2 separate regions of the Homo sapiens genome follow, and region 1 is linked to region 2. Evidence: chromatin contacts called from ENCODE Hi-C or POLR2A ChIA-PET data. All regions are on one chromosome and are shown on one strand. Each heading gives the region's core, a stretch centred on a gene start or an enhancer-like site at or near the end of the contact. The rest is flanking DNA. Distances are from core to core; before and after follow the strand shown. Region 1 overlaps LOC102723576 (a long non-coding RNA gene). Region 2 overlaps ADH6 (alcohol dehydrogenase 6 (class V)).

The links. Hi-C counts contacts between places; a loop is a spot of excess contacts on that map. ChIA-PET counts read pairs that join two places held with the same protein, here RNA polymerase II (POLR2A). Pooled maps may share reads with other maps.
Region 1: a map of aorta shows a loop between it and region 2 (4-fold over the local background). The contact joins two enhancer-like sites. A Hi-C loop is called at or near these places in 3 of 168 maps with a recorded cell type or tissue (aorta, cardiac septum and left cardiac atrium) and 4 of 50 pooled maps. POLR2A ChIA-PET finds 5 or more read pairs at or near these places in 2 of 52 experiments (AG04450 and Caco-2).

What each region holds. Positions count from the first base shown.
Region 1 is chr4:99,381,825-99,386,493 of GRCh38, forward strand. It overlaps LOC102723576 (a long non-coding RNA gene), which reads right to left. Exons shown (of 5, transcript XR_939020.3): 4 at 1,668-1,796. Among named protein-coding and RNA genes, the nearest start is that of ADH1C, 31 kb to the left of the region's middle. Within about 2 kb of position 2,292, at least 9 of the 41 ENCODE cell types and tissues checked have a DNase peak (open chromatin) inside an H3K27ac peak, as active enhancers do.
Region 2 is chr4:99,203,485-99,208,410 of GRCh38, forward strand. It overlaps ADH6 (alcohol dehydrogenase 6 (class V)), which reads right to left. Exons shown (of 9, transcript NM_001102470.2): 7 at 3,962-4,097; 8 at 1,441-1,579; 9 at 1-759. The coding sequence ends at 735. It overlaps LOC100507053 (a long non-coding RNA gene), which reads left to right. Exons shown (of 10, transcript NR_037884.1): 4 at 873-947. Among named protein-coding and RNA genes, the nearest start is that of ADH6, 13 kb to the right of the region's middle. RefSeq lists an enhancer at 1,582-2,083. Within about 2 kb of position 2,252, at least 5 of the 41 ENCODE cell types and tissues checked have a DNase peak (open chromatin) inside an H3K27ac peak, as active enhancers do.

The DNA.
Region 1 (4,669 bases), core at 1,042-3,541, 180 kb after region 2:
TCTCATATAGTAAAAGATCATGAAACAATGCCCACAGTGCTATCTCAGGGAAACCCTGAAGGCCTGCCTTGAGTCCTGAATATCTCTTTTGGTCTTTGACATAACAATTATAACTATATTCTTCAAAGACCACAAAGCACTTTCACTAATGTGGTTTCAATCTTCATAAAAAGGAAGAGAGTTGGTAGAGTAATGATTAGTTTTTCATTATTTCACAAATGAAGAAACATTATCAAAGAGGTCAAGGTCACACAGTAAGTGGTAGGTCTTTTTTCTTTAATTTCTGTGTCTCTTCCATATACAAAATAGTTGCTATGGAAACTAGATTTGGTTGTTTTTGAAATATCTTTCAATATAACACTGTTCATCATTTAGCATTAATAAACTCACCCTGAGATTTATAATTAATATCTGAGTCTTCCCTGAGAGCAAAGTATTTGTAATGGCTAAAAACAACAATAACAACAACAAAACCAGGGTAAATCAGGTAGCTTAGTAGAATGTTGAATCATGAAAGAAGTAACAACAAATTGCATGCACTTCACAATTTTTTCTCATACCCTTCTTTACTGGGACTAACACTTGGGAAGGAACCTTAATCTTAGTGCTAAAGCAACAGCTTAGGTTTTAGTATTTCTCTTGCTGGAGAACTCTACTGTTGAAGGAGATAAGTCATTTTAAGCATCTTGCTTATTTTTTCTCTTCTTTCTTATTTGGGTCCTTCTTTTATTTAATAAGCAATTGTAATGTTTAAAAATGTAAGCAATCTCACATATATGCAGCCAAGATATGTTTCTAAAATTATGCCTAAAAAATGTAGGTTATTACAATGATGTAAATAATCCTTGTGCTCTTTATCTTTTGATAAAAAGAAATGCTCAGTTTCCCAGAGTCTTCCTGTTCCCCAATTCTCTCCCAGGGCATCTGGGGGAAGGAAGACTTTCCCACCTCCTTGCCTAGGTGAAGATCAGCTCCTCATCACTTGTGATGCTCCTCTTTCCTTCAGTCTTCCTGACAATGCCTCTCTCTGCCTGGGTGCTGCTCACCTACTGTACTTGTAGCAGAGGGCCTTATCTGGTGGAGCTCATGGTCTGGTTTATTTTGGTTGGCCAGAGCCCAGTGTTGCTCTACTGATCACTTAGCTCACTTTAGCTCTAGTTATCACAACAAACCCCATGTCTCTCTTCTGGCCTCCTGCTCTGATGGTCCATCTCAAGCTGAAGATCTTGATACATTTCACCAATTCAGACCCTGTGAATGGGAATGTTATTTGGCTCTCAAGTCACCTGATTGCTCAGTCATTCCCCTTTGCCCTGCTTGCTCTACCCTGCAAAAAGGAAATGAGATATTTAATTTCTGCCTTGGCCTTGTAGTGATGGAAAGCTGCCTTGAAAAGCTAAACTCCATGCCTAACTTCTGTCTAACCACACTTTGTTGCCACGTTAAACTCTGGTATGGGTCTGCCCTAGATTGGGCAGAAGGGCCTGTGGTTGGGCTATTTACATAGACCCAAATAAGACTCCATAGCTTCCTCTTCTAGAGCATCCCCTCTTTCCTAACACTCATTCCTGGCTAAAGTCAAGCAGAAGACATGAAGACATTTAGATATGAGTATTTTCTACTTCTCCTTCTCCCTTTTTCCCTCCCATTCCACAACCCCCTACTACCAGAGGGATGGACTTTTTCCCCTTCCTCTGTGTCACATTCTCTTCTTATCATCATACAGCAAGCCCTGGCAGTCACAGGCAGAAGGGATAGGTGTTACCATTGTGTCAGAAATCTGAGTCTTCTTCAGCCTTTAAGAAAAAAAAGAAAAGGAATTTAGAAAATTCTCTACCCTAAACAGCTTGGCTTTTAAGCTTATTGTCTTGCTTCAAAGTCCTATTTTAAACATCGGGGAGTAAATAGCAATAATCTTGATCGATATTTCTCTGGCCACCAATCATATGAATGTTTCGGGTCAATTGAGAAGAAGGTCTTAGAAGGAGATAATGTCATAGAGATATAAAGAAGTTTAAACCAGAAGGCTAGCCTTGGATCTGGGTGGAAAATTCCAATGTCATTTATATTTACTTTTATTGCCAAAGCTGAAGGTCATGGTTGTTGAATGAAAACATCTGTTTACTCTCTTTCTGGACACCCATTTCTACCATCACTCTTTCTGAACTTTGTTACATGTTTACTGAATAATTTGTAGCACTCTTATAACTTCAGGGTACCACGTGCAAAGTAAGTGAAAAACTCATGGTTTTTTAGGAGTCAAGCACTCCCAGACATGTGTTATGCATTAGTAAAAACACGCAGTCACGCTTCCTGTGCATGTGCACCATGTTTGCACTGCAGCCAAAAGAAAAGGAAAAAAAATGCTTTTCGTTCTATGTGGACATGTTCCAGGTAGAATGACACCACACATTTCAACTTTATTTCAAAACTTCTGCCTTTAAAAGGAAAATAAAGAAAGAAATGTTTATTCTTAATCTTATGGGATTAAAATCTACCTCGAACACCACACAGTAATTGGAAAGACCCAAAGGACCAAGCCAGGTGCATAAGCCATGGGGTCAGAGTTGCCTGTTTTCTTCTGAATTGTTATGATTAGAATAATTAAACAAGGAAGTTTAATAGCAATTTAATAGCTTGTTGACAAAGTTATACAAGCTAAGTTTAATATCTGTTTGGACACCTCATGTCAAATAATATTCTCAAGAATCTGAAAAGTTCAGTAAAGTTAATTGTAAGGCCAATTTGTAAAAGTCTTCTAGAACTAAAAAGATAATTAAAAAGAATATGTAGAACAAGAAAATAGTAGGAAGCAGAAGTAAAATAATATAATTTTTTTCTCTATCATAAACTTAAACATCTGCTTCCATATGTTTATTCTATAATCTCAGAATTACATAATTAGTTACTCTAAATGTAACATCAATATTACATGATATTCTGTAAAAAATATAATGAATTCTAAGCATTATGTCTTTTGAAAATGAGAACCTGTGCTTTATAAGACTTTTTGGACTTTAAATCTCTGTAGGAAAAATAAAAACATTTCCATTGTACTTTGAGGATTTTTTAAACAAAAAATTACAGCTAGATGGTATTATTTAGTCTAAATTATTTCACACATGATAAAATTAAGGGCCCTCTGAGATTATGCAATTTTTTCAGGTCACATGTAGTTGGTGAAATATCTAGAATGGGAATTCTGTATTTTCTTATATCCCTTGCTAATATGGGGGTCTGATCACAGGTTCCTTAATTCTCTAGGTTATTGCGTATTTGGATTAAATTACTGGGTTAACATGATAGATGAATAATCATGCCTCCTGTGCCTCCACCCAATGAAGCCAACAATTACTACAAAAGCTAGTATCCACAATATAAATTCAAAGGCCATAGTCAGAATAGATTTTTCATCTGTATTGAGAAGCACAGTTTTTGAGGCATACCACATACTCTAGCTTTTGAACCATATGCCAAAGGAAATATGAAAATACTTTGTTATCTCTCCTCTCTATGCCTTTTTCAGATTAAAGAGCTCTACTGACCATCAGGAAATGTTATCATTCCTGAACAGACCATGTAGAATTGTCTTTGCCCATTGGAATTATCCTACTTCTCCTAGACACATCCTGCACCATTACTACTGCTCTTTCTCTATCCAGGCTTCTTTATGAATGCAACATATTGTATAAAAGCGGTCTGGAGAAAGCACAGGGCATCCTGGTATGCTTAGTGTGAACAAAGGAAACGTATTGCAAGTGTGGATGGAGTTAGCCTGTGGGAACAGTTAATGAGGAGGTCTAGTCCCATGTGTTATGTTGCTTAATTAAGAACTGCATATTGCATGGCTAGGTGCTGTGCATGAAAATAGAATTTAGCTTTAGCTACCAAACAAGCTCCCAAGTAGACAGAATGGAAGCTTAAGGCTGTTCCACTCACCCTATCTTTTGACAAATGCAGTATCAGAAACAATTTTATATAAGAAAAAGGAAACAAGAAGAAACTAAAATGGGGCCTATAAAACAATACTGCAATATAAGGGGGGGAAGACAACACCCGAAAACATAAAAGAACATAACTTTTTATAAGAAACAAATCATAATTTTAGAAAGCAATTGGTTCATTGGTCTTCTCCAGGTGTATGAATAGAATAGCCTCTATGAAATGGATGCTTTGACCCATTACGGCTAAAGTAAAGGCTGAGCTCCAAGTGGAATCCCAGTGAATGAACAACTTACACAATAAACTAGGAATATAATAGTAAAAACAAGCAAGCAAACAAGCCAACAAATAAAAACTCAAAATGGAAATAGTAAAGACCAGAATTGACACTCTTGACGTCAAATCAGCAATCTGGACAACTTCTAGATACTTATCAAGAGACCCTAGAACAGGACAACAAAACAAAAAGATACTTCTTGAACCAAAATAATAAAAATCAAAGATATAAAAAATAGATGGTAGTAGTTTTTCATTTAATTAATATTTTGAGTACCCATTAGTCTTTAAGCATATATATTGGGCAAATTTAAACACAAAAAATCAGGATGGCTTAATAAACATCAAAGAAGCCTGAGACCTGACAGAGAGGATAATTTTTTATGGCCAGAAGGAAAATTGCATAGTCAAGGAATACCTTAGCATTAGATAATATAATATCTTAAAAGTT
Region 2 (4,926 bases), core at 1,002-3,501:
TTATGTGAAGATTGGAATAAAAAACAGTTTTGTTATTTAATATTACAACCGCTTTGTAGGAAGTGTGGATCCTGCTAAATGATCCACCTCCTGTATGATGACTCCCCTCATCCCTTTTTTTTCTGCTGGATCCCTAGGTGGCTTAGTTATGAAGATGGGTACTATGAACTGCTGATAGTCAAATCATCCTGACTAATTGAAGAATAATTTGAATTTTCTTTGGCAATCCAGGAGAGGAGAGATTTGTGCCAAGGAGATAGGATAAGTGAGCATTTGAGACTGGGTTAACTTGATTCAGGTTAACCTGAATCTTCAATAAACTCATTAATGCGGAGTTTTGTTTCTTTAGAGTAAAATGGCAGAGTTTCATGTCTAGGCCTGTGAGAGAGACATATAGTGTACAAGAATATAAAGGTCCACAGGTAGAGGAACTATGAAAATGGGAGCATCTTGCATTGACCTTTTATGTCTGAAGGATGTGGAGTTGAGTGATTCAAGCCAACCTTAATCTAGCTCTGAAAAGGAGGCTGATCCTTGGTGACACTGGGTTACGTAAGAACAATTTTGATGAAATGGTTAGGTCAGAAGCCAGATATAGGTCCACTGCGGAGTGAATCAGAAGTCAGAATATAGAAATGGGATTGGGTGAATAATTCTTCTAAATCATGAAAATTACATCAAATGCCATTGAGTTGGTGAAATATCCTTTGGGTCTTGCATGTATTACATTGTACTTAAAGTAACAGGATACAGCGGATACTGAAAAAAAGAAGAAGAGAAAAAAGGTTGGAACATTTTTAGAGCAACATTTGTGTTTTGGATTTCAAATTCTCACTTTGTAGAGCAGTAAACTAGATTTTTTTTCTCTTTAGGTGAAAAATGAGAAGATTAAATAAGCCATGGGAAGATTTTTTAAAATGACATGAAACTCCAAGGGTAAAAAGTAGGTAAGCAAGCTTATACTCGTGTGGGGAATGCCAGTTTCTGGGTTATGGCTGGTTTCTGTTTTTTGGGTCAAAGATAGGATTCAGAATTAGGAATCCTATGAATAATTCCTCTTCTCCCCCAAAGTAGAACAACAAATACAACAATGGCCTATTTGTGAACTACCTTCTTATGTTTTTAAACTTGAGCTACAATTTTATAAGCTGACTTCCATTAATATGTCATGTAAAAAAAAAATCCATATTGGAAATACAATGCTAATGGCAAAAGTAACGGTAGGTGAACACTTAAATACTTTCAGGATTATGTATTTTATTAGCTAGAAATAAAACAAAATGCAGAGGGGAAGGAGATGCTTTACAAATTCCTGAAAGCCTCTTCAATTATCAGTATACAGCTTCTGCAGCAGGGACGACCCTTCTTCTACTCCCAAGCCAATACACCCTTTCTCTTGGTCTCAAACACACAGACATAAAATTTATGTGGGCAGTTTACCATTTTCCAGTTTTCATTAATTCAACTGCTTCATTGATTTTATCAAGATTCAGAGTATGAGTAATTAGTGGATCTAGATTCAACTTCTCTGCCATATAATCAGCAACCAGTTTAGGGATGTGCTGTCTGCTCTTCCAGCCTGGAAATACAGATTAATGATGAATTTTACACATGAGGCTTCATTATAAAGGAAAGGTCATTCAAAGTAACTGCTGAAGTTGTTGGCTTTGACTGAGAAAATCTAAGCCTGTCCCGTTTACTTGCCTCAATCATCAGGAGAATGCCTACCCCAACCACACACATTATATAGAGGGCTGTGTTCCTAAAGGAGACTTCTGGTACTACAGAGGAGAATTAATTCAAAGCAGATAGAATGTGGACCTTGCCTTGAGTGTTCCTGGTGTCATGTTGCAATCTCTGGGGAGCAGTGAATCTATATCTAATGTATAACAAAGGCCAAGGTCTTGGGAATCATGGAAAGAAGCAATTCAAATGTTAAATATAGCACATTTTTTTGTGTGTGCATTCCCTCATGTGTATGTTTTGATCTGCCACTTCATAAAAGAGTCAAATAGCTTAAAGGAAAAGAAGAACTCTCACTGTGGCAGCAGTCCCAGTGAAAGCTCTTGGGAAAAGAATGTGTACAAAGCAATATAAGAATAAAATGTGCTTTCTGGAAGTAAGAATTGAACAAGCAAAGATGGAGTTAGCTAAGGTAAGATGTAGTTTAGCATTGTATTTTCTCTATTCCCGTGATTTTCAAGAAACACATTAAATTTAGCACTGTGCTAAGTGCCACGCTCAGTGAGTTACCACACAGACTTTGGCAGTCTGCTCATTGCTAGAAAGGGTGGGTGTGGTGTAATTGTGCAAAGTATAATGTGGCGTAATCTGCTTAGTGTTCTATGCGGATTATTCTGTGATAGGATCTTGACAATTACTTGCTTTTCTTGGTTCTAGCTTAGGTTAGGCTCCCCAACTTCTTCTCCAAACTACCACAAACTCTTCTAATAGATTTATTTTTAATTTAAGTTTGTTTCTGTTATGTGTAACCAAGAATACTAATTACTGTTCTATGTCATGACATGAAGGGCCAGTGTATATTTCTATTTGTTTTTATATTTTGATTGGTGATCTGATAAAACATTTTTACATCTATGTCAACCCTCCACTTTTTTTCTTATTTCAACCAAATGACATAGGAAAGAAAATTCTAGGACCACAGACGGGACTAGGCAGTGTTTCTCAACAAGGGCACTACTGGCATTTTGGGTGGGGAACATTCTTTCTTTTGCACATTGTGGGAGGTTTAGCAGGACTGTCCAACACCTGTTAAATGCTATTGTTGATTGAAAATCATTGAACCAGAGGACTATACTATTTGTGGAATAAACTAATTTACATTAATGATCACTATATGAGTGCTAGAGTGGCCAGTGAATTAGTTTCATTCACTGAGGGTTTTAAGAATATTGGTAATCTTATTTTTATAAGACTTAGCTGAGTATGTGTATTTTGAATTAACATTATCATCTATAAATACAATAGAGAGAAATGGCAATGGATGTATTCAATGATCTTAAATAGAAGAACTGAAATTACAGTTCTTCTATTTAATAGATTATATATATAACTGGATTATTACTTTTTTTTTTTTGCTGGTCCTGCCATGTATCTACTCTTTATAAATGAATTAGGTAAGGCTTCTAATATCTGTAATAACATGCTGCCATAGCTTACTTGGGGACTACAGACAGCTCACTTGTGCAAGTAATTCAGGCACTCCTCTAATTCTCATCTCTTTTTGCCCAGGCATTCAGATTGCCCAGAGTTTCTGGATAAATACATTTCTTCGTAAATTTCAGATTTCTTGCTTATGAGCCCAGAATCTTAAGCAGATTTATTTAATTTAGTTTGTCTTCTACTTTTTCAATAAAATAGTCTTCTAAAGTCTATAAAAATGTTCCAGGACAGGTAAAAAACAGAAAATCAAAGGATTCTATAAGATATTTTTCCTCTGGGTAAAATAATTCTTATTTTTTTTAATCAATAGTATTTCTTTTAAATCAAGAATCCATTGTGTTTAATATATTTGAGTTGGTAGCGTGACAACTCATTTGTTTGGGATAAGATTTTACATGAGTTGAACAATGACAACTAATGGCTAAGTATATTCTCCAAAGAATCCCAGCTGGCAGGTGTATAATTTCGCTGAAGTGTAGTTATAGATTACAATATTGCCTTCTTTTCAATTTAGAGTTTGCTTTAAATGTTGGACACTGGATTCTTTACCAATCAATTAAGAAACCTCTTCTCTATCTTTGCATGAGAAAAAGCTTTCCAAGAGGCACTAGATACACCCACTATCCATCCCTTTATATTGGGTATTCATATGTTGAAAAAAAAAATCTGTAATATAAAGCTGTTGTTTTATGTCCTTTCTTAAGCGTTTATGGTACATTTTTCTATTTCCCACCTTCACCTCCTCAGGCATTTCCACCTTTCCCTGCTTCATCCATACCTCCAAAAACAGAACCCTTCAAAGAACGTCCTGAGAAGAACAACTGGCCACTGATTTTGAGTTGAACACTGGCAGGCAACACCCCAACAACCACACAGACCCCATAGCTCTCATTGCAGGAGGCGAGGGCAGCTGCCTGTTAGAAAGTGATGCAATACAGTATAGGGGTTAAAAGATGTATGTGAGGATTGAGCCTACATCTTAATTTCAGCTTAACTCCTAAATGGTCTATGACTTTCTTTTCTGATTCTCCCTATTCTCATTTGAAGTAACATTTATCTTGTAAGGATGCTATGAAACACATATAAGACGTTGTATGTTGCTTAGTATAGTACCTGGCACTTTAGGACTCAATAAATGGAAATAACAAAAATGAAAATAGTAAAAACATCCACAGTAGTGATAATAATAAAAATAATTTTTATAAAAATTATTACTGATGCAGGTGGCTGGTAAGAATTGACATTTTTCTTTTAGACATCTAAGAAGACAGATATTTATATAATAAGATGATAGCAAAGTGAGAAACAGATACCGTTACATTCGTTATGTTCAAAGGCTATTTCTCAGAGTAAGAGTGTGAGAAAGGTTTTGCTGTTTCTTCTTACAGATAAAGGAATTTATGTATGGTGAATCATGAAAAGATTTTTTATGCTGGGAAAAGGGCCCAAGTTGGAAGAGGCAGTTGTTGAGTTTCCATACAGCTGACTAGACGATAGAGCCATGCAACCTAATAATACATTATTTCTTCAAATCCCCAAAGAAAACAAGCCTTAGATTTTTAAGTAACTTCCCCTCACTTTCTATTCTTTTATATAAACCACGTTTAGCCAGAAAAACCACCACTTTTTTTCCCCTTCATTTTTGAAATGAACCCGTTTAATCGTGACTAGTAAATATTTTTCTTGGAAACTTATCTCAGATCTGACATGAAAGACGACTGAAAGTGAAAAGCACATTGATTT